2 separate regions of the Homo sapiens genome follow, and region 1 is linked to region 2. A link is a loop called in an ENCODE intact Hi-C map of the cell type or tissue named here. Cell type or tissue: endothelial cell of umbilical vein. All regions are shown on one strand. Each heading gives the region's core, and the rest is flanking DNA. Links, peaks and the distances in the headings are about the cores only.

Region 1 (11,238 bases), core at 1,149-9,148, 1.2 Mb after region 2:
TCATTGGAAAGAAGCTCAGATCCTTAATAACCACCATCATCTGCTCTGCATGGGTTACCCCCAGCACTGAAATGCAAGTAACCCTGTGACACACCAGCTCACTATAAAGGCCTCTGGGGTCACAGACACGATGTCAGCTTGACCCTTGTCCCCAGATACTGGCTATTTATGGAAATCTTGTATCATCTCACTCAGCCAGTGTGAGGGTCCAAATGAGAGTGCCCCTCACCCGTCTCATGGGTGCAACACAGTCTCTCTGCCTCCTGGAGCTCTCAGCCCTGATAGAGAAGCCAAGCTGAGCCTTCTGTTAAGGACCACACCTCATCTAGCTTCTAAAAGATAAAAGGCAAGGAGTTCACTCCAATGCCTCGAGGGAGGTCCTCATTCACAGGTCTTTAGCCTGGTGATGCTTGACCAGAGGTAAACAGCATCCCTGGCCTCAGAGAACTGAACATGCCTCCACTCTGCACCCCCAGGGCCGCTCATCACAGCAGCCAGAGGGACCCAGTTCAGACTGGAGTTGGGTCAAGTCCACCCCTGCTCAAAGCCACCAGTGGTTTCCTACCACTCTTGGGATAAAGTCCACAGCTGGCTACTTCCCAACTCACTCCACGCCTCACTCCACTGCTCCCCACGAGCTCGCCTGACCCTTGTCCCTAGATCCCGAGCAGTCCCTCCAATGCCACATTCTTCTCACCCCAAGGGCCTTGCACGTGTCAGAAAACTCTCCCCAGATTTTTACATGGCTCTTCCCACTTCATTTAGGCCTCTTCAGGCCTCCCGTGCCCATTGTAGAAAGCACTGACATCCTTCTCTTTTCCCTCTGGAATGTCAGCTCCATGGAGCAGGAACTCTCTCTGCTTCGCTCATGGTTGAAATCCTAGGACCTAGATACCTGCCAGCCATATAGAAGGCCTGGAGATATTTCCTGCGGGTTGAATGAATGACTGTCCTAAAATGTGATAAGGACTAAGACAGAGGGACGAGGGGAGGACAGGAGCTGGGAGGAGGGGGCTGGGGAGGGGACGATGCCTGGGCTCTGTCCAGGTGACAACTGAATGGACTTAGCCCTCGATGGCCCTCCTTCTTGGCACTCAGTGCTGTGAACTTTTTAAAAGTATGCCCATCCATCACATCTTACCCAGGATTCCAGAAACAGAGAGATTGGGAAGAAAGTGAGCAAAATCTATTTCAGATCCATGCTGCCCCTTTTCCTGTGTTCTCTGTTCTTTCTCCATGAAAAAAAGGGAAAAGAAAACTGAGCTTTCTTTCCCCAACCCTTTTTCTTTCCAGCCTGATCTACACAGCCTAGTTCTTGGGCATACAGATTTCACAGAACAGTCTCTACAATACCCTGCACGAAAGCCTGCCAAAATGACTCACTAAATCAGCAAGTGCAGAGCACACGCAGTAAAAACTGAGAAAAGAGCAGATCTGCCCTTGTATTTATTTTACAACATATCCAAGAGCAATGAATGTGAAAGGCAATTTACGTACTCAAATTAAAACTGACTGAAGTTAATCTGCTTTAGGTTTAAATGTAGCTTGGTTTATCTTTGATTGTAAGAATTACAGACTAAAGTATACATCCACCAAAATGGCCACTCTTAAAAAGATGAGCCAGATCAAGTGTTGGGAGGATCTGGAGTAATCGGAGCTCCCATGTGTTCCTGGGAGGAGTATAAAATGGTCTAACCACTTTGGAAAGCTGTTTGGCAGTGTCTGCTAGAGCTAAACATATGCCTCCCTGGGACCCAGCAAGTGTACTCACAGACCTGTACCCAAGGGAAATGAAAGCATGTGCCTGCCCAAAGATACGTGCAAGGATGATTTTAGTCCCAATAAGTGGCAAACATTGGAAGCAACACAAGTGACAATCAACAGTGGAAGGGATGCAGAGTGTCATATTCATACAGTGGAATCCTACACAATAATTTTGTTTGAAGTACCAACTACACTCTCATGTGACAACATGGGTGGGTCTCATAGGTGCAATGATGAATGGCTCATGCCTATAATCCCAACACTTTGAAAGGCTGAGGTGGGAGGATTGCTTGAGCCCAGGAGTTTGAGACCAGCTTGGGCAACATAGTAAGACCCCATCTCTACAAAAAATAAAAACATTAACCGGGCATAGTGGCTCACGCCTGTAGTCCCAGCTACTGAGGAGGCTGAGGCGGGAGGATCCCTTGAGCCCAAGAGTTCAAGGTTGCAGTGAGCTGTGATTGCACCACTGAACTCCAGCCTGAATAACAGAGCAAGATTCTGTCTCAAAACACAACAACAATAACAAAAACAGTATATTTGGTATGGTGCCATCTATATGAAGCTCAAGAACAGGCACAATCTGTGCTGACAAAGGGCAGAGTAGTGGTGACCTTGGAGGGGTGGCAGGGGTTGTTGTGAAGGAGCCTGAGGGAGGCTTTGGAGAAGTTGGAAAGGTTCCCCATCTTTACGTGGATCATGCTGCCCGGGTGTACACATTTTTAAAAACTCATGGAGTCATGCACTTATAGTTTGCTGATTGTATGTATGTTAAAACTCAATTTAATTTTTTTTTTTTTTGCTGTTTTTGGGGGTTTTTTTGTTTGTTTGTTTGTTTGTTTTTTGGGAGATGGAGTTGTACTCTGTCTCCCAAGCTGGAGTGTGCGATCTCGGCTCACTGCAACCTCCGCCTCCTGGGTTCAAGCAGCCTCCCAAGTAGCTGGGATTACAGGCGCCCGCCACCAAGCCCGGCTAATTTTGTATTTTTAGTAGAGATGGGGTTTCACCATGTTGGCCAGGCTGGTCTTGAACTCCTGACCTCAGGTGATCCACCTGCCTTGGCTTCTCAAAGTACTGTGATTACAGGCATGAGCCACTGTGCACGGCCCCTCAATTTAAAATCTAAAAAAACTTTGTAGACAAAGGTAGCACCTCATCTTTGTTCTCATTCCAGAGGCTTATCAAAGAGTCACAACACTTTCCCCACACTTCGATTGCCTGGGAAATGATGAAAGCAGACAACTTACCAACTTACCAGGTGAGATAAAAATCATGACGAGGCAGGCTGCCCCCGCCAACAAATTTGACATGGCCATGGGGTAGATGCGGCCCACGCGGTCAATGGTGATGAGGGCTATGAAGGCCCCCGGGATTTCGACCAGAGCGGAGTAAAGGAAATCCAGGTAGAGGTTCCCGCTGGTGGCGCCCATGTGCAGGATGAGCCCCTGATAGAGCACAGAGTCCGTGAACCTGAGCCAAGAGGAGGTTTCAAGTCAAAGGCATGAGTCAGAGACTGAAGAAAAAAAAAAAAAAAAAAAGCCCCTCGCAGATGGAGAAAGAGCATGAATCACTGGGTTTAGAATGCCCTAGAGCAATATGAGAAGAGGGGAGTAAAAATGAGAAAGAGTGTCCTAGAAGGGCCCCAATGATACATTTTTTTCATGATAGATGTGAGAGTCTGACTTGTAGGATATGCCTCCAAGTCTCCTGGAGACTGCACGTGAGGATGGCTACTGTTCACTGCAGATTTAAATGTCTGGTTCTGCACCAAGCCCTGCACGTGCGTACCTCATCTGACACCCCAACAGGCCTACGAGGAGGTGGGCAGGAGAGACCAGGAAGTAAGGGGCCAGGTGTCGGATTGCTTTATGAGCTGTGTCACCTTGAGGAAGTTAACTAACCTCTCTGGGCCTCAGTTCCCTCGTCTGTAAATGGGATTGTAATAGTACCTCCCACATCTGTTTGTCTTGAGTACTCACTGAATTAGCGTACAAAAGTGCCAATTATAGTTCCCAGCACACAGTATGCACTCAGGGCACTCAGAAGACTCAGGGCACAACAGACAGAGGCATGGGCCAGGTCTTTCCAACCGCACCATGGCATTCCCGGCCCTTTACTGTGCTGTCCTTAGTGGGCGCTATTGATTCACCTACGCTCTTCCATTCACTGCACACCCCCTCCGTCCATATTTGAGAAAATGTAGCAACATTACAGCATATGGCACACAGACCCGAGGCCTAGCTAAATCACTCTCACCTGAGCCAAAATGTAGGGTGCCTCATGTGTCACTTCGGGGGGAAAATATCATTTGGAAGCTAGAAAGCTTTTACAGTCATATTTACATTGTGAGAACAGATTTGGGTCAATAAGAAATTACTGTCTCATCCCAGCATGCAGATTGCCTATCAGCTCCAAAACTGAGATGAAAATGCATGTTGCTAAGGAATGTATCCTTCTTTGATAAAATTTCGCCTAAAGAAGCATTGGGATGCTTTTGTTTCTAGTCCTAAATTATTCCTGATTGGACAAAGGGTCAAGAGAACAAGAAACAAGGTGCTTGCCTGCAACTCAAGGAGTTGAGGTTAGCCTGAGTGCCTCTGTACCATTTAGCCAGTTAAAGACAGCAGTCATATTACTGATAAAGAAACTGGTTTAAGAGAAAGGAACGTGTAACCTTGATTTTCCTGTCAACAAGCCAGTTAACAAATGTGCCGGGCTGCCACCTGTGGGCAGAGCTCATGAATTGCATGTGTGTATTAAAATAACAAAAAAAACCACATTGACATTGAACATTTCCTGCATGGATGCTGTACCCTCTTCTATGTCATTTACACATATAATCTCCTTAATCCTCCCAACACATCTGTGAGATAGGTACTATCACTTCTCCCATTACTGAGGGGGAAATTGAGTCACGGAGAGATTAAGGCCCTTTGGAAGGTCACACAGCCAGGACATGGTGGACAGACCTTTCGAGTCTCAGTCATGACAACCAGCAGGACAGTAGAAAAGGGCGTTCAGGGGCCAAAGGCGTGAGGCCTTGTGGGCCACAGAAAAGGATCTGGCTTTATTCTCAGTGATTAGGAAGCCAGCAGAGGGTAAACAGGGAGAGACAAGGTCTGTTGAGCTCTAAGGGATGCCTTTGCCTGCTTTGTGGAGCACCGAGGGGCATGGGTAAAGCCAGCAGGCCACCCAGAAGGTGCCTACAGTAATGCAGGTAAGAGATGCTGCAGAACTGTCCATGAGACAGCTGACATTTATACAAAGAATTAGTGCCAAGGACAGGGCTACTACAACCCCAGCAAGGGAACCCAGGGTGCCCAAGATGGGAGGCAGCAGGTTCTGAAGGCATTTCCAAGCCAGTTGATGGAACTTGCCAGAGGACTGGATGTGGGGGTAACAGAACAGAAGAGTCAAGAACACTGCCTTGTGGGGAGTCTCGGAGCTGGGGAGGGGAGCTGAACAGCGTAGCAGAGCGGGCAGTTACTTCCACTGCAGCGGCCAGTCCCAGCCTCCATGCTGAGTTCAACACTGAGTATCCATGGAAACCCACCAGGTACATGGGGCTATTTGCAAAGGTTCACGGGCCCAGCATGTGGCTGGGTGCAGGACCCCAGCGGCAAACTCGGAGACAGGGAGGGTGAAGGTTGAGGCAGGACAGGACACACTGAACCTGGACAGATTCTGGGGCACAGTGTTTACTCATTCAACTTTCAGCAAATATTGATTTAGGGTCTGCAATATGCCAGGCACTGACTTACTACAAACTCTTTGTTCCAATAAAACCTCACATAGAAGAGCAAACAAGTGTGCCTGGGTAGCGGAGCTGCTCCCGCTGAAGGGGCCAGGCCCAGAGTGCAGTTGGGGGGCCCTCACTGTATGCTGAGGGGAAAGCCCTTGTGCGGAGGAGGTGAGCCAGCATCCTCCTAGGGAGCAGGGCAGGGGATTCCTGCTCGTGACAGCAGCTGGGGGAGCATGCAGACCCCTGGAATGTGCAAAGCGTGTGTGCGTGGGTCCATGTGGGTGTGCGTTCTCTAGTCAATAGGTAACAAATGCACAGAGATGCTCAGGTAGGGTCTCTAGGGTGTTTAGATATGAGGAATGGAACTTCCTCCTCGAACGCTCCAGGAGCTCTCATCCACCTTCTGACGCCGAGTCAAGACTTGGCTATTCCCAGAAGATGAGACCATGTGGAACGGAGGCAGCCCCGATAACCCTTTATCCTATTTCTCTCATCCCACTGGTGATCTCCCAAAGGTAACAAATGCTCCTCACTAAAATGAAGCCTTTTCCTTATTATTCAATCCCCAAGGGAGAAACAAAAAGAGCTCTTTGACCACTCACAACTATATTACAATTCTTTTTCCCTTTCTCTTTTTCCACCTGAGTATTCCACTGTCTCTAATCTATAGCCCAGTGCTTGGGCGAGCGTGCTGATTCTGCCTGGAGAGACGCACAGGAACGCCCCTCACCACAGGTACATCAGGATGAAGGTGCGCTTCCTCAGGCGCGGCGTGCGGAACAGGTCTGCAAATGAAGGGCTCAGCTTTTCGGTGACATCCTCTTCGAGGGAAAGCATCTAGGAGGGAGGGAGAGCATCAGCCACACTCACGCTGTCATGAGCAGAGCCACCTGGGAGCCCCTGGGGAGGTGAGCCTTGCCACCACCGTGCTTCACACCCATGACAAGGGGCACAGTTCTGCTCTTTCCCCTGGCAGCCCCAGACGAATCTGCACCAGAACCCAGCCCCAGATTCAGTGATGTGAGATACCCCTTCCTAGATTTCACCTTTAAATCAGCAGGAGGCAACTTCCCATTCTTTTGAGCGATGTGGTCCATTATCTTTATTGCTTCAGTGTTTCTTTTTTGTGATAACAGCCACCGAGGGGACTCCGGCACACACCTGCGAACACCACTCATCACTATCTGGCATTTTCCTCGGTCTGACGTTCAGCCCTGAGCGGGGTGATGCTGTTGCTCAGTGCAGCCTGCCCTCCCCACGTTGGGGCTGTAATCCCTCAAGAGGATGAGGACCTGGGGTCACTGTGCGCTAGCCCATGTGGCCCAGGTCACAGCTCTGTGGGTCACTCAGACTCCTAGTGTCACCTAAGATTTATAGACCAAAAGGGAGCCATCGCTTCCTATGTAGCCTTCCTTCTGTGCAGCAGGGGCCTCATCTCTCCTGGGGCAGCCTTTGTCCCCCACGGAAAACACTCACAGAGCAGATGCTCCATGTATATTACCCGATGACACCAGGACATCTCCAGGCAATACAAGGGCTGTTGAACACTTCTCAAAATATTTCTCAAACAAAATAAAATGTATTTACTGTCCTTTAAAATCAAATCAACACCATGCTGTCTATTTCAAATGGGACGAGGAGGGTACAACTCAAAGACTGGGCCTCTCTGGCATAAGGGTCTTCTGAAAGCTGGCCGGCATTGACTGCCTCACCCTGCCTGAGCATGCAGAATTTGCCTTTCTGCTGGAGAGATCCCTGTTTCACAAGGACGAGGCAGGGGAAGGGCAGGCTCCTCAGAACTCCCTGGCCATACGTGTACAACTCTTTCATTTAGAGAGACTGGGTTAACTCTAGTGCCACCCACAGATGAGGTCTGCTCTCAGCAAAACTAAGACAAAAGGTGGAGGGATGAGAAATTCCTCTCTGTGGACCTTTCTGCTACCCCCTCTTCCCTCCACCACAATAAAAACTGACCTGTGGAGTTCTTTGCCCTTCAGACTCTGCGAAGCACTCACAGCTAATATGATTAACACCTTGTTTGGACTGATTCTGTGTCATAATGGCTCAGGGTACACAGTCCCCAGAGAAGGTTGCATTGAGCAGGCCTGTTGTTCCTTCATTCTGTCACTCATTCATTCAATCAAGATCAAATGCCTGCTCTATGGCTAGATGAGAGGTATTTCAGTGTCTTAATAATAATACCAATAGTACTATAAAAATGAAGAAGTGGGAGAAGAGCAGAGATGACAGCAGAGAGGAAGAGAAGAGGGGGAAGAGGGAGAGGATCAAGAAGATAACAGAGCATCTGACTTCATGCCAGCACCCCTGGGACGGACTCTAGGGGACTCTCGGGAGTGGTAGCCATTGCAGTGGGATTGCCACCTGTGGAGCCTTTCCTACCACTGGACGCTGATACAGATTTCCCAAGGCCACTGAGCAACCCTCAAAAAGCTGCCTCCTTCACCCGGGAGTGAGGTTCAGCCTTGTGTTTCTGGAAAGTGCACATGCTGAGGCCCTGAGTTTTCCTGGATTTCTGTCCGACTCTTGGCATGGCCCACCTTTATCTGGGGGAACCTATCTAAAGAGGCTTTGTCTGAGGAAAGCTCCACATGTAACCTGGGCCGCCTGGTAATAACAGAACAACCTGAACAGTACAAGCGGTGGGAAGCGCTGGCTCCACGCAGCCCCATGCGATATGCGTGTGGGAAACCCCAGGCTCTGTGCAGCCCTATGCATCATGCCTGTGGGAAACCCCGGGCTCTGTGCAGCCCTATGCATCATGCGTGTGGGAAACCCCGGGCTCTGCTCATCCCTATGCATCATGCATGTGGGAAACCCCGGGCTCTGCTCATCCCTATGCATCATGCATGTGGGAAGCCCCAGGCTCCCCTCATCCCTATGCATCATGCGTGTGGGAAACCCCGGGACCAGCTCATCCCTATGCGTCATGCGTGTGGGAAACCCCGGGACCAGCTCATCCCTATGCGTCATGCGTGTCGGAAACCCCGGGACCAGCTCATCCCTATGCGTCATGCGTGTGGGAAACCCCGGGACCAGCTCATCCCTATGCGTCATGAGTGTGGGAAGCGCCGGGCTCCGCGCAGCCCCATGCGTTATGCATGTGGACACCATGGCCTTTGGAAGACGGCCTGTAGGCGCCCCCCACTCCAAGAGACTGGTCCCTCGAGAGGACAGAAAGCGCAGCCAGAGGGGTGGCCGGCGCCCCTTCCCCGTAGGCAGGAGGAAGGGCCTCACCAGTAGTAGAGCAGGAAGAGGAAGGTGGGCAGGGAGACTGCCAGCTGCAGCCAGCGCCAGTGAGGCAGGGCGTAGGCCAGCCCGGTAAGCGCCACCAGCCCCACCGTGAAGGCCATCTGGTACATGATCGCCACCGTTCTTCTGGAGCCCGAGCCAACAAATTCTGTGACTGAAACAGGAGGTGTGGACGTTATGCGGGTTCCTTGCAGGAGCCCAGGAGCCCGACGCCGTGCGTTCAGAAGCTCGGGGCCCCAGTCCAGCTTGTCTCCCCGCGGGAAGCTCCCACCCGGCCTTGCCCAGCCTCACCTGCTCCCAGGCTTCTCTCTTGTGTGTCTCCCATTTCTCCTTCCCGCAAACCACAGCCGCGCTCACGCCTCCCCTTCTCTCTGGGGCCCCGGACCCATCAAACCGGGGCCCCGGACCCATCAAACCAAGGCCCCGGAGATCCACCAGGCTGCTTGGCTCTCTGGCTTTTCCCTGACCGTCGCTTTCCGCGTCTGCTCCTTTACCATCTGCACTCCCCTCTGCCTGCTTCAGGACTCAGTCCACTGGCCTCTCCTCCCCAACGCCTTCCTCGAGAAGCTCCAGACTCAGCTGGAATATTTGTCAGGACCCCAGGGGTGTTCATTCATTTAGCAAATATCTTTGAGTGCCTCCTGGGGACCTGGTACTGTGCGGGGTGTCTGAGGCACATCGTTAAGCATAGGAGGTAGAGTCCTGCCCTGGGAGACCTCATTTGGCAGACGCTCCACATCACAGATAAGAGAATGCAATCCTATGTTAGAGCGTGATACGTGTAACGGGAACAAAAATGAAAAGGGGAAAAGGAAGTCAGGGGAGTCGTGGGTGGAGGGGCTGCGGGTGGTGTTGGAGCGTGGATGTGGCCCCGGGTCAGACCCCCCAAACCATGTGTGGGACGGTGCCTAGCAGCAGAGGCTGTCACAGGCTCCACACGCATGGGGCTGAGCCAGCTCAGCTTCACCAGGCTGCTCATGGCTTCTCAAGGCGGGAACGTGGATCCTCTTGGCCCTAGTGAATGAGTTCTCAGAATGCCAAGTGATAGCACCTTGTTTTCAAAGATGAAAAGACAGGCTATTTCTTTTTTCTCCCCCACAAATGAGTAAAAGTGTGGCTCATCCTCACTGCTGGCTGCCGTGCCCTGGCCTGGGGAAGTACAGATGACTCTTAGGCTGCATTCCTCCCGGAAAGGGTTTTTTGTTTTGTATTCTTAACCTTAGAATATTTGAAAGGGAAAAAAAGGCTGATATGTAAAACTCCTCATGTTGGTTTATACTTCAACTTTTTCAAAATCCTGATTTTCACAATCCTTATTTTATTTGCTCCTGTTTTCTTTCCTAATTCTTGAGTGCCATTCAAGCCCGTCAAGTTTGCTGTATTTATTTTAAGGAGTTGCTGGTTCTTTCTTATGTAAAATGCTAGAATATTCTCTCACTTATCTCCTCTTCTGCACCCCATCCTGACTGCTGTGAGCACATCAGCATGGGGTCTTTTTGTTCCCCAAATAGATTAGTTGATTAATAGGTCAGTAATCTAAGTGATAATTTAAGTGTCTCAGACACAAAAAGAGAGGAGGCCATTCTAGCCCATGTCCTGCCCTAGTCACATAAATACAAGGAACTGGTGCCCCGCAAGCTCCTTGACCCCACAAACAACCCCCTACCCACGTTAGGCCCATCCCATTCTACCCTGAGACCTGGCCTCATCCCCATGATAATTACTTAGGGTGTAGCCAGCCATCCAGTTGCCCTTGCTGACCAGGCCCTGCAGCAGGCGGAAGAGCAGCATGGACATGTAGTTGGGCGAGAAGGCCATGAGCACGCCCGACACCGCGTTGACCAGCACAGTTCCCAGGAGACACAGCTTACGGCCAAACCTTCAGAGAGAAGGAGACATGGAGGGCAGGTGGGAGAGGTTGAAATCTGGGGTCAGACATGCATGGTGGGATGCCAAGGGTCACAGTCGGAGGCCACCGCACCACTGTCCTGGGAGACTGCAGGGTCTATCAGGACAGCAGTGCCCAGTGCACCGCCCAGCCTGCTCATCTGTCCCAACAAGCTCCGCAGCCCTTCCGGGTCTGAAGAGGAGTCTGAGCGCTCCCAGCAGCATCACAGCTCAGCCGGGCAGTGCCCGCAGACCCTCTCCAGTTCACGCCTGTCCCCTTGCCTTATCTTCATATTTAGCAGATGGCATCATTATTATCGCCACTGGTCAGGCTGCACCCAAACCAGGCTTCCTTCCTCCCATAGTCTTATCAACCATCATGGAAGCTTTTCAGTGCCATATTCAGCTCTGATAGTGTAGCCATACAGGGCTGTTTCTCTTCTCCTTTTTCCGGGAATGAAATGGGCAAATTACTCGCTGGGATTGCACTGTTCCCACCCAATTTTTTGACCACACCCCATGTTCTCCAAGAGCCAAGGAAAGAAGCCAAGGGCAGACCATGCAGTGTGCCCGCC
Region 2 (11,238 bases), core at 2,151-10,150:
AAGCAGTTTGAAGGAAGGCTGAACTGCCGTGCAGTTGCCACAGCAGGTCCTAGAAGGAGCTCTGGAGCTGGATGAGCCTTCTGAGTTGTTGTGCATGGACACAGAGTGGTCAGGCCTTACATCCCTATGCATAGACCAGGTTTTCGATGTGGGCTTCCCGCAGAAGGAAGAAAGGCTTTGGGTGAAGCAGCTTTCTTCAGCTGGGGGCACTTCCCGGGTAGAGACTTGGCAGAGAGCTGTCTGCTGCGGACATACCCAGCAGCAGGGATATCAGTCCTGGAGGAGGGGTCTGGCCAGCCTCACAGCATCTGCTGTCGTCTGCCCCTTGCACTGCCTGGAGACATTTGCTTGTGGAATGAGAGAGACTGGAGAAATGTACAAATGGAAGGTTAGCAGGGTAAACTATATGTAGCTCATGCTGCCACAGCTGGTCTTGAAGTTGCAGCTGACTCCCATTGACTTCCTTCTCTCCTACTCATTCTAGATTCCCCTCGCCCTTAGAGAAGACCTCTAGGTGGCTTACCTGGTGGGGTGACACAGACATCATCCCTGATGGGTCCAGGCTCCTGGGTGCCATTCTAAAGCCATGACTACTGAATGATTTGCTATCAACATTGGGCAGGGGAGGACCAAGAGATGCCACAGTGAACCACCTGGGTGCCAAATGCATTCTTCCCATTTAAATACCCCATTCTATAACTGCAGCCCTGCCTGCTCCTGAGAGTCAGTTACCCCTTCCAGGATGGCAACTCCCTTTCTAGCCTGCTAATCCCTTGGCAATGCAACATAAAGTGACCAGAACTCTTGCTGTGTTCTCTGGCAAAAGTACTCTCTTGCTGGAAGCCAGGGCCCCTATATATGCAAGGCCAGGTTGCACAGATGGAGAGCATAAACTCCAAGTGGACCACTGGGAGTGAGAAGTGGGGCCGTCCCTACTTCCACCCCTTGATTCCTGAACCATTGCGTTCTACCTGCTGGAGACACACCCTGCACCATGGTAGTTGTTGATTCAGAGTGTAAATCTCACCTTAGAGGATAGCGCCCACATCACAGTGCAGCTCCAGCGGCATCGTGCAAGCCTGGTCCATCCGTCTCATCAGGTCAACAGCTTCTGGGCAGTAGGATGTGTGACAGGACCAGTGTTCCCATGGGTATGCACCCACTGGGACACAATGCAGTGCCATGCAGGGTGCCGGCAGCCTGCAGATGCTAGTGCTGGCTGAGGCTCTGTTGCCAAGAAAGGCAAACCCACACCCAGAAAAGGAGTCACTTCCTGTCAAGATGGAGTGTCTTCATCTTCCCTGGTGTCACTGTGATCCACCTGACACCCACTGGCCAGTTAGTTGGTCTCCTCGAGGAGTGGAGGACACACAGGACTCCGTGCCGCTCTTTGTTGCCGGCAGGTTGAATGTTGGCGGTGTGGCAGATGGGGGGATGCCCGAGCTGGGGGGCCTGGCAGGGCTTCACCTCACCACCACGCTTCCTCCACACGGGAGTGCCCTGGCCCAGGACTGCTGTGGCCAGTGGCGGAGGCTGGCAGTGGTCCACTGGCCGGATCCCTCCATCTGCTTGTTGAAGTGCTCTCCTGTGAGCTCTGCCATGCTGTGCAAACATGCGGACATGTCCTGCCCCTCCCATGGGTCTGTCCACGTGCCTGCTCTGCAGAGCTCCTTGTCTTACCTGTCCTCAGTCTTCCAGATTTTCTCTGTCCCTGCCCTTAAAGAGGCTGCCAAGACGTTTGCCACTGCTTAGGAGCTTGTATCTCTTCCTAACTCAGGACTCTTTCCTTTCCACACACAGTCCACTGTCAGCTGCTGCCTCATCTGTTTGGGCTGCTGTCACTCAATACCGTAGACTGGCTGGCTTATAAACAACACACATTTATTCCTTCCAGTTCTGGAGGCTCAGAAGTCAAAGATGAATGCACTAGCAGATTTGGGGTCTCATGAGGGACCACTTTTTGGTTTGTAGATGACGTCTTCTAGCTATACCCTCACATGGTAGAAGGGGCAAGACAGCTCTCTGGGGCCTCACAGGATGAGAGGTGACTGGTTAATGCCCTCTCTTTATAAGGGCACTAATCCCATTCCCGAGGGCTCTGACTTATGACCCAATCACCTTGCAAAGGCCTCACCTCCTAATCCCACCGCCTTGGTGATTAGGTTTCGACATAGGAATCTGGGGAGACACAAACACTCGGACCATAGCAGTTGCGTTGCCCAAGGCTCTGCTTATTGACAGGGTCTCCCCTCACCACTCTTTCAACCCTAAAGAGGATTACAGGATAGCGACAGTGCATTTTTGGCTTGCAGCCGTATGTTAAGCTAACTCAATTGTGAACCAAGCTTGGATCCCTCAGTGTGTCATAAGGAATCTCCCCAGCCCGGCCACTACCACCGTGGGGCCATGGTTGTGAGCCCAAGGAGAGGCAGTCATGCCACGGTGTGGATGGCACGGGGGTCTGAGGACCTGCTTGTGCAGCTCGCTCACGCCCCGTGGGCCTGCTTGGGCCTGGGCCTAGATGCCCCACTTCTGTCTTATGACAATTGCTGCACAGATGCTCCAACTCCACAGGGCTCGGTAGCGTGCCAGGGGCTCTCTTTCAAATGGTCCATCGTTCTCAGCTGCTGAACCCCCAAAATCTTTGCTGGGATGCTCTTATTGGCCCGCAGGTAGCCCCACGTGACCTCTTTTCCCTCCACAGACACCTGGAATCCACAGGGTCTGCCTGCGTGCACAGCCGCAGAGACAGGGCGCTTGCATGCCGCCTGACCCTGCCCTTTGCTCCTCGGGGCCCCACTCAGAGCTTCCAGCACTTTCTTCCAACAGTGACAGGCTCCTCTTTGGCCACTGGCGGGAGGGATTCCAGCTCTAACTCCATTTTAGAGTTTGCTTCCTAGGACTATCCAGGCACCAAGTGCCACAGGTTATAGGTTCCCAGGAGAACAGGCTCTGAGACTTGCAGGCAGGGAGTGTCTTGGGGTGCTCTCAACAGCACCTTCAGGAAGAGAAGGAAGCAGGGTTGGGCAGAGGTGGAGTCCCACTGCAGTGCGGTTGCCACAGAAGACTGAGGGGAGCCAGAGGTAGGAGGCTAGAGGTGAGCCCTTCGCATCCACCCTCCACCACTGGGCGTGAGCTGCCCTATCGCCGTGATGTGACGGTGTGACCTCAGTCCCAAGGTGGTGGGACTGGGAGCAGAGCAGAGCACCCCCTAAAAGGGCCAAACCAGAGACACACCAGGCACCAGGAATCCGGCCAGGGAATACAGAGGAGGGGATGGGCTTGAGGTCGGATCTGCAGAACTTGGCAGTGGATTAGAAGACAGGATGAGAGGAGACGGGTTAATGTTGATGCATGAATGTCTAGCTTAGAACGATGGTGGTGCCATTGGCTGGAAGAGGAGACAGAAACAAAAGCAGGTTGTTCGGGGAGACACACATTCATTGTGGACATCTCAGCTAGGGGTTCAGTGGGGAAAGGAGTGGATGCCTAGACCACCTCAGAGGAGAATCCAGGCTGGAGCCAGCGATCAAGATGCAAGACTGACAATCTCCAACGAACTGCCCCTTATCCATGCTCCCCACACCCACACCCACCCCTTCAGAGTTACAGTCCAGGAGAGGCTAGGAGGTGCACCTCCCTCAGTGGAGGACACTGAAGCAGCAGTGGCTCCAGGGAGCTGAGATCTTTTTTGATCTATTTTGCCCCAGCATCTCACCGCAGAGCCGTCTCTCAGCCATTGACTGCCTTCACACACAAATGCAGTCCCAGTATTGGGAGATGGGTGTAATTTATTATTCCCGGAGATCTAGATCCCCGGTTATTTGGGAGTGTATTTTCTGAACTGCTTGTTGGTTTAAGTAAAGCAGGTTTGATGCCACTTCTCTTGAATCCATGACCCTGGACCCGCCGCCTAAGTGGATGTGCAGATGGGATGGAACGGCTGCGACAGATCTCCATTAAAGCCAGCGCGTCGTTCGGGCTCGGCCTTGCGCTGTGAAAAGCTGAGTCAGTGCCAGGACAGCACCCGCCCCTCTGCAGTGCGTTTCCAAGGCACTCAGCTTGTGTGCGAAGGTTTGCTCTGGGGCAGCAGAAATGGCCCTTGGCAGGTCGTCAAAGGCCCGGTTTCATTTCCTCCTCTTCCAGGCAAGTTGCTCAAAGGCTCACAGCCTTTTCGTCGCCTGCCACACAGAGCCAGTAAGATCTACCAAGCTATAAATAATGAAATGAGTGTGTGTTTCGCCGTTTGTAAGTTGCAAAGTATTACAAAATGGTGAAACTTGGGGGTTTGGGTTTTTAAGGCTGAATGCTAAAACTGTCAGGCACTGTGGAGAGAGGAAAGGAAAGATAAGATTGACTGGGATTGAAAGACAAGTGAAGGCATGCTTGCGTGGGTACACACACAGTGACACCACACGCCTGCCCCTGGAGGCCGATCCTGACCATGCAGACCTGGGGCTGGGGCTCTCCAAGCGCTCTCCTGCACTGCAGAAACCCTTCTTCTCTTCTGGACTGTCACTCCAGCACGGCAGAGCACCAAGGCTCTGCAACGCACTTCCCTGGGGTGCAGCTTCCGGCCAGGGGCGTCCTCCCTCTGCAGGAGCCTCAGCACCCCCGGGGGGTTCCCTCCACCCCCAGGAGTTCTGCCTTGAGGGGCATGGCCTGCGGGTCCCCTGAGCTCGCTCACCTGTGGGGGTCACGGCCTGCGGGTCCCCTGAGCTCACTCACCTGTAGGGGTCACAGCCTGCGGGTCCCCTGAGTCTTCCTCTGCACGGCCACAGTGCAGCCTCCACCAGATGCCTGCCTGGCCTGACACATGGGACCCTCCTCTGAAAATGATGCTGTCCTGAAGGCTTTTGGATTCCAGAGGGGTTTCAGGATCCCAGCAGAGTTGGTAAAAAAGGTCTGAATGTAAATTCTGAACCGACTTTGCAAGTCTATACCCTGTATACCCTGTGTACTAGACTCCATAAACAAGCAGCTAGAACAAGTTCGCAATGTGGAAAATATTTTTATAGAAACTTATTGTCACAGCTACACACCACACACACACACACACCACACATATGTCACACATGCCACACACATAAACATAACGCACACATCACACATACACACCACACATATATAACACACATCACACATACACACACACCACACATACATCACACATGCCACACACATACACACATACACACACCACACACATGCACCACACACCCATTACACACACCACACACACATCACACACCACACACATGCACCACACACCCATTACACACACCACACATACATCACACACACCACACACACCACACACCCATCACACACACCACCCATATGCACCACACACCCATCACACACACCACACATATGCACCACACACACATAAACATACACACCACATCCACATACACCACACATACACAACACACACGGCGCACACATATACATAACATGCACACCATGCGTTACACACACAACACACGCGCACCACATATACCACACACACATACATACACACCACACACACTGCACATACAGCATACGCATATACACAACACACATACACACAGAACACACACCACACACAGATACATAACACTGCACACACTCGCCACTCACATACACACCGCATACCCCACGGGCATTTGGAGCTCCTCAAAGGAAAGCGCCCCTGGCAATTCTCTGCACACCCCACTCAGTATCAGGAGGGAAGCAGCTGCAGTGCGCCTCTGATGCACCAGATGGCGCTAAACCCTTAAGGAAAATGCTGGATTTGTCCAGAAACAAAAATAAAATGACCTGGGGGAAAAGGGAGTGAACGCCACTTTGAAAGGCACCCCAGCCACGCCTGCATAGTGGCCCAGCCGACAACAGGCAAGAGGGAATCGAAGGACTGTGTCCCCAGGAGGAGCATTTCTGAGAGGTGTGCAGATTTGAAAAGCTAACAGCTGGATCCTGGCCCCCATAATTCCTTCATTAAAAACGGGGCTGGCAGGGGGGACAAAATATTGTCACTCCACAGAAAAGCATGTTGACCATGTGTGAGGAAAACGGTTCACCTGCTCTACACTTGTTCCTTGCAAGCACAGAGGCATAGCCCGTTTAAACTCAGCACCCCGCAAGCACAGAGGTGTAGCCCATTTAACTCATCACCCCTGCAAGCACAGAGGCATGGCCATTTAACTCATCACCCCTGCAAAGCACAGAGGTATAGCACATTTAAACTCAGCACCCCTGCAAACACAGAGGCATAGCTCGTTTAAACTCAGCACCCCTGTAAGCACAGAGGCATAGCCCATTTAGGCTCAGCACTGCTGTTCTCCAGGGTTGCATTTACCTTCTTTCAGCAAGGACTAGGTGTTCCCACCCGTGTCTGAGGAATCCAAGACAAGCAGAGGGGGCTTGAAGTCAAACAGATCTAGTCTTAAACATGAGTTTCAGCCTAGCTGTGATGGGTAATTTTCTGTGTCAATGTAGCTGGGCCACACAGCCCAGTTGTTGGAACCAGCAGTAGTCAAGGTGTCGCTGTGAAGGTATTTTTGTAGACGTGGTTAACATCTATACTCAGTTAACTTTGAGGTCAAGGAGATGACCCTCTATAATGTGGGTGGGCCTCACCCAGTCCATGGAAGGCCTGACGAGCAAAGACCTCGGTTTCCCAGAGAAGAGAAAAATTCTGCCCTACCGAGTGTGGTGGTTCACACCGGCAGCCCCACACTTTGGGAGGCCAGGGTGGGAGGATCACTTGAAGCTAAGAATTCGAAACCAGCCTGGGCAACAAAGTGAGACCCCATCTCTACAAAAAATATTTTTTAAAGATCAGCAGAGGACAGAAGCATGTGCCTGTAGTCCCAGCTACTCGAGAGCCCAGGATTTCCAGGCTAGAGTGAGCTATGATCTTGCCACAGCACTCCAGCCTGGGCAACAGAGTGAGACCCTGTCTCAAAAAAAAAAAAAAAAAAAAAATAGGGTCTCTCTGTCTTTGTTGACCACAGTGTATGTAGACCTTCTGCGAGCAGTAGTTCTCCGAAGCTCTGCAGGCTAGCGACATCGGCATCACCTAGGAATTTGTTGAACTGCCAGTCCTTGAGCGCAATCCCAGACCTATGGATTCAGACCCAGAGGGGTAGTGGGGGAGCCACAGCACAAGCGCTTCCGGTGCCGCTGGTCTGAGAGCCGCCGTTCTGCTAATGGGGAAGCTCCACAAGGCAGGGATTGTTGGCTTGCTATTTGTCATCTCTCTTGTTTACTGGGATGTATCCCCAGGGTCCAGGACAGTGCCTGGCACATCTTAGACACCCAACACATGTTTCTTGAATGAAAATATTTCTGCATTCACTCTAGCAAAAATAATAGTCTACTTTGTGCCAGAATAACTATACTTTGCACAAAAGGTAGGCTCTGTGGTCGGCTTTGACCCCTCTCACATCCTATTAGTGATGATTCCGCATTCAGAATCCCATCTATGTGGATAATTTTGGTCACTGCTGACCTAAGCCAACCAAAAACTAGAGAATGTCATTATCAAAAATACAAATCAGCATATTTTCTAGCTCAAGTGTAGATTTTTCCCATATGTCAACTTGTAACAATAGTTGAACACAAAGCACTTTTAAAATAACCAATAAATGGTACCTATTAATAATTCTGCTACTTAATATTTATGTTGTTCCATTTCCCCCATTAATCTCAAAATAGGTTGATAGATATTATTTTAATTCACTTCCCCTTTAGGAAGCATTTAGGGCCCCATGGGGCAAGACTCTGTAAGATCTCGTCTGTGGCACTTGGCACACATTCCACTCCTAGCAGAAATCACCACTGTTAGAATCATTGTCAAAAATGCCCTTCTGGGCCAGGCATGGTGGCTCATGCCTGTAATCCCAGCACTTTGGGAGGCCGAGGCAGGCAGATCACCTGAGGTCAAGAATTCGAGATCAGCCTGGCCAAAGTGATGAAATCCCATCTCTACTAAAAATACAAAAATTAGCGAGGTGGGGTGGTGCATGCCTGTAATCCCAGCTACTCAGGAGGCTGAGGCATGAGAATCGCTTGAACCCAGGAGGTGGAGGTTGTAGTGAGCCGAGATTGTGTCATTGCACTCCAGCCTAGGTGACAGAGCAAAACTCCGTCTCAAAAATAGATAAATAAATAAAAACAAATGCCCTTCTGAATTGCATTCTAAAGCATGGCTTGGGGAGTTTGGAGCTTAGTGGAGTAGCCTTGTATTGCTTACAGTGTAGCCTTGTATTCCCCGGAGCCCTTGGCTAGACACCCCATTAAATCCCAACACTCTGATGATTTCTCTTAAAAAAAATAACAAAATAGGCCGGGCGCAGTGGCTCACACCTGTAATCCAAGCACTTTGGGAGACGGAGGCGGGCAGATCACCTGAGGTCAGGAGTTCAAAACTAGCCTGGCCAACATGGTGAAACTCCGTCTCCTCCCTCAGCCTCCCAAGTAGCCGGGTGTGGTAGCAGGCACCTGTAACCCCAGCTACTTGAGAGGCCGAGGCAGCAGAATCATTTGAACCCAGGAGGTGGAGGTTGCAGTGAGCGGAGATTTCACCATTGCACTCCAGCCTGGGCAACAGGAGCGAAACAACGTCTCAAAAAAAAAAATAACAAAATACATTTAAATATATACATATATACATATTCTCCAAAAAGAGATAGTCATAAGACAATGTGAGAACAACAAAACATGTTTTGGTGACACCCGTTGCCAAGCAGTAACGTTGACTAGCTCAAGGCCCCTGAAAAGTGATGCCATTTTCTTACTCACCAGCAGGAGGCGGGCTGCTCACACGCAGCAGTGCTCAACTGGCCCACCTGCTTGACTGAGCCAGGAAGGCTGCTGTCTGCAAAGGTGGAAGGTTTCAGTGTTTGTGAGAAGAGAGGCGAGCGTTGATGAGAAAGCTGACATTTAAAAGCTGTCATTCACCTGAAAGCATTCATAGCTGAATTAAGCCAACTCTGTTTTCATGATTAATGACAACTGCTCTTTTTTGGAAAACAGGCTTAAATGGATTTTTAGGATTAGAATAGACTTGTCTAATTATTGGCTACACAGGTGTCACAAATGAGTTTCTCTTAAAGCAGGAAAGATAACACATATGCAGTTCCTTAAGTTATTCTAGCTTCAATGTATATCAATGTGTCTCCTAGGCGCTAATTCGGCTTTTTTTTTTTTTTTTTTTTGACACAGAGTCTTGCTCTGTCGCCCAGGCTGGAGTGCAGTGGCGCGATCTCGGCTCACTGCAAGCTCTGCCTCCCAGGTTCACGTCATTCTCCCATCTCAGCCTCCCAAGTAGGTGGGACTACAGGTGCCTGCCACCACGCCCGGCTAATTTTTTTTTTTTTTTTTTGTATTTTGAGTAGAGATGGGGTTTCATCGTGTTAGCCAGGATGGTTTGATCTGACCTCGTGATCCACCCGCCTCGGCCTCCCAAAGTGCTGGGATTACAGGTGTGAGCCACCGTGCCCAGCCTAATTCAGCTTTTAAAACCTATATAAGTACATTTTGATTTACCAGTGGAGTTTTGTGTGTGTGTGTGTGTTTATAGAGACAGGGTCTCATTATATTGACCAGTCTGGCCTTGAACTCCTAGACTCAAGTGTTCCTCCTGCCTCGGCCTCCCATACTTGTGTTTTTAAAGGAGATTTAAGGCCAATCCAGGCCTTCAGTGGTCTTTTCCATGTGTACAAACTCCCACAGGGTCATATTCCCATCTCTTTAGAGATGATCGTGATGATTACAATAACAAAGTAATAATGGTGGTGATCATAGAAAACACACGGTTAGCATTCAGGGTGCACCTGGCTCTGTGCTAAGCCGTTTGTGTGTTGATCTTACTCACGATGACCCTTGTGAGGTTATTCCTCTTGAGCCACAGATGGACGATCATGCCTTTACCTTTCTGAGGGAATTTTGATTCTCTCTGTCTCTCTCTATATGTATATGAAATATATTTCCTATAATCATATGAAATATATATATGAAACATCTATATATAAGTATATTATAGATGTTTCATATATATATTTATGAAATCGCTATTTTCAGCCATGAAGTATATTAGGAGAGAGACTTGTCCTGTTCCACCCCCACCTCCACCACGCGTGCGTACACACATGCATGCATGCAATTCCTCCTGCCACGGGTGAGCAGTAGACAGGCACAGAATTCTATGCAATTACCTAACAGTTACACTGCCCCGTGAGAGCCACACTTTATTGCACAATCGGGCGGTGATGCTGAATCACAACAAAACCTTCCCCTCCTGGCAACACAATAAGCAGGCATTGCTTTAGAGCTTGATGACTAAGGCGGGAACAGAGGGTAAGTTACCCAGCTCACCATGTTCCTCTTCAGGCGCAAAGGGAGAATCGCCCTCCAGAGGATGAATGGTTCCCAAACCTCCCGCCCCTCGCAACCCCTTAGGGCATTTTTAGGGATTCTAATTTCTGTACCCCGCCACAGACCTACTGAATCCCAATCTCCAGAGTCTGGACACAAGCCTTGGGATCATTTTTAGAATCGCTTTGGTGATCTTGAACCTGTGGGCACCCAGCCACTGCTTGAGATCACTCCAGAAGGATTTAAACATCAGCATTAAGACACTCATGAAGGATGCAAAGCAAAGATGTGCTCCTCCTGGTAGAAATCCCCTCTCGGAAGTGGCAGTCAAAGGTCTAAACCAGTGGCCTGGGCACCGCCCACTCCCGGGGTGTCATAGAGCTGCTTCTCCTGCCCCCCAGGTCCCTGGGGCTGGCAGCAGTGGCAGCAGTCACTGGGTCTGGGACTCCCCTCCCTCCCCGTGGATCCGCTGGGTGAGGATAGGAAGCACAGGAAGAGCTGTGATGCTGAGAAGGGCAGGAACTCCAAGGGCCTTCTTGGTGACCCTTTCCCACATGTTAGGTGCAGTGGGACAGTTGGAGACAATGACAAAGAAAGGGCATGAGCTTTGGCAGCCGTGGCCTCCTGGTGTCCTTCTTGAAAGCACTTTCGGCAGGTTGGGGAAGGGAGAACCGGCCAGGCAGCAGCGATGGCCCAGGGCAGAAGGGCGGGTGGGCAGCTGGGAGTGGAGTTGCAGTGCTGGTGCCAGGGGAAGCAGGCAAGTGGAGGGCAGGTGAGCCACTGCAGTGAGGGGAGGGGGGCTGGGTGGCTTCTCCCACTGTCTTTACCACAAGCTGGGTGCTGGTGGTGGTGGTAGTTGCTTTCGTTGTTGTT

The links. Peaks named below come from ENCODE experiments on the same cell type or tissue, not always from the same donor. Only the 100,000 strongest peaks of a DNase experiment are listed, where the experiment ranks them.
Region 1: a loop joins it to region 2, with 12 times the contacts of the local background. A loop is called at or near these places in 2 of 110 quality-filtered maps.

Annotation. Positions count from the first base shown.
Region 1 is chr6:160,131,649-160,142,886 of GRCh38, reverse strand. It overlaps SLC22A1 (solute carrier family 22 member 1), which reads right to left. Exons shown (of 11, transcript NM_003057.3): 3 at 10,501-10,655; 4 at 8,762-8,930; 5 at 6,553-6,667; 6 at 6,237-6,343; 7 at 3,020-3,234. Among named protein-coding and RNA genes, the nearest start is that of SLC22A1, 15 kb to the right of the region's middle. RefSeq lists an enhancer at 7,796-8,995. In endothelial cell of umbilical vein, for the core only: a CTCF peak has its summit at 4,485 (motif pointing left); a DNase peak (open chromatin) is centred at 4,476.
Region 2 is chr6:161,368,560-161,379,797 of GRCh38, reverse strand. The region is part of intron 10 of PRKN (parkin RBR E3 ubiquitin protein ligase); the gene reads left to right. Among named protein-coding and RNA genes, the nearest start is that of AGPAT4, 100 kb to the right of the region's middle. RefSeq lists enhancers at 4,081-4,621, 5,816-5,965. In endothelial cell of umbilical vein, for the core only: CTCF peaks have their summits at 5,737 (motif pointing right) and 8,794 (motif pointing right); DNase peaks (open chromatin) are centred at 5,747 and 8,817.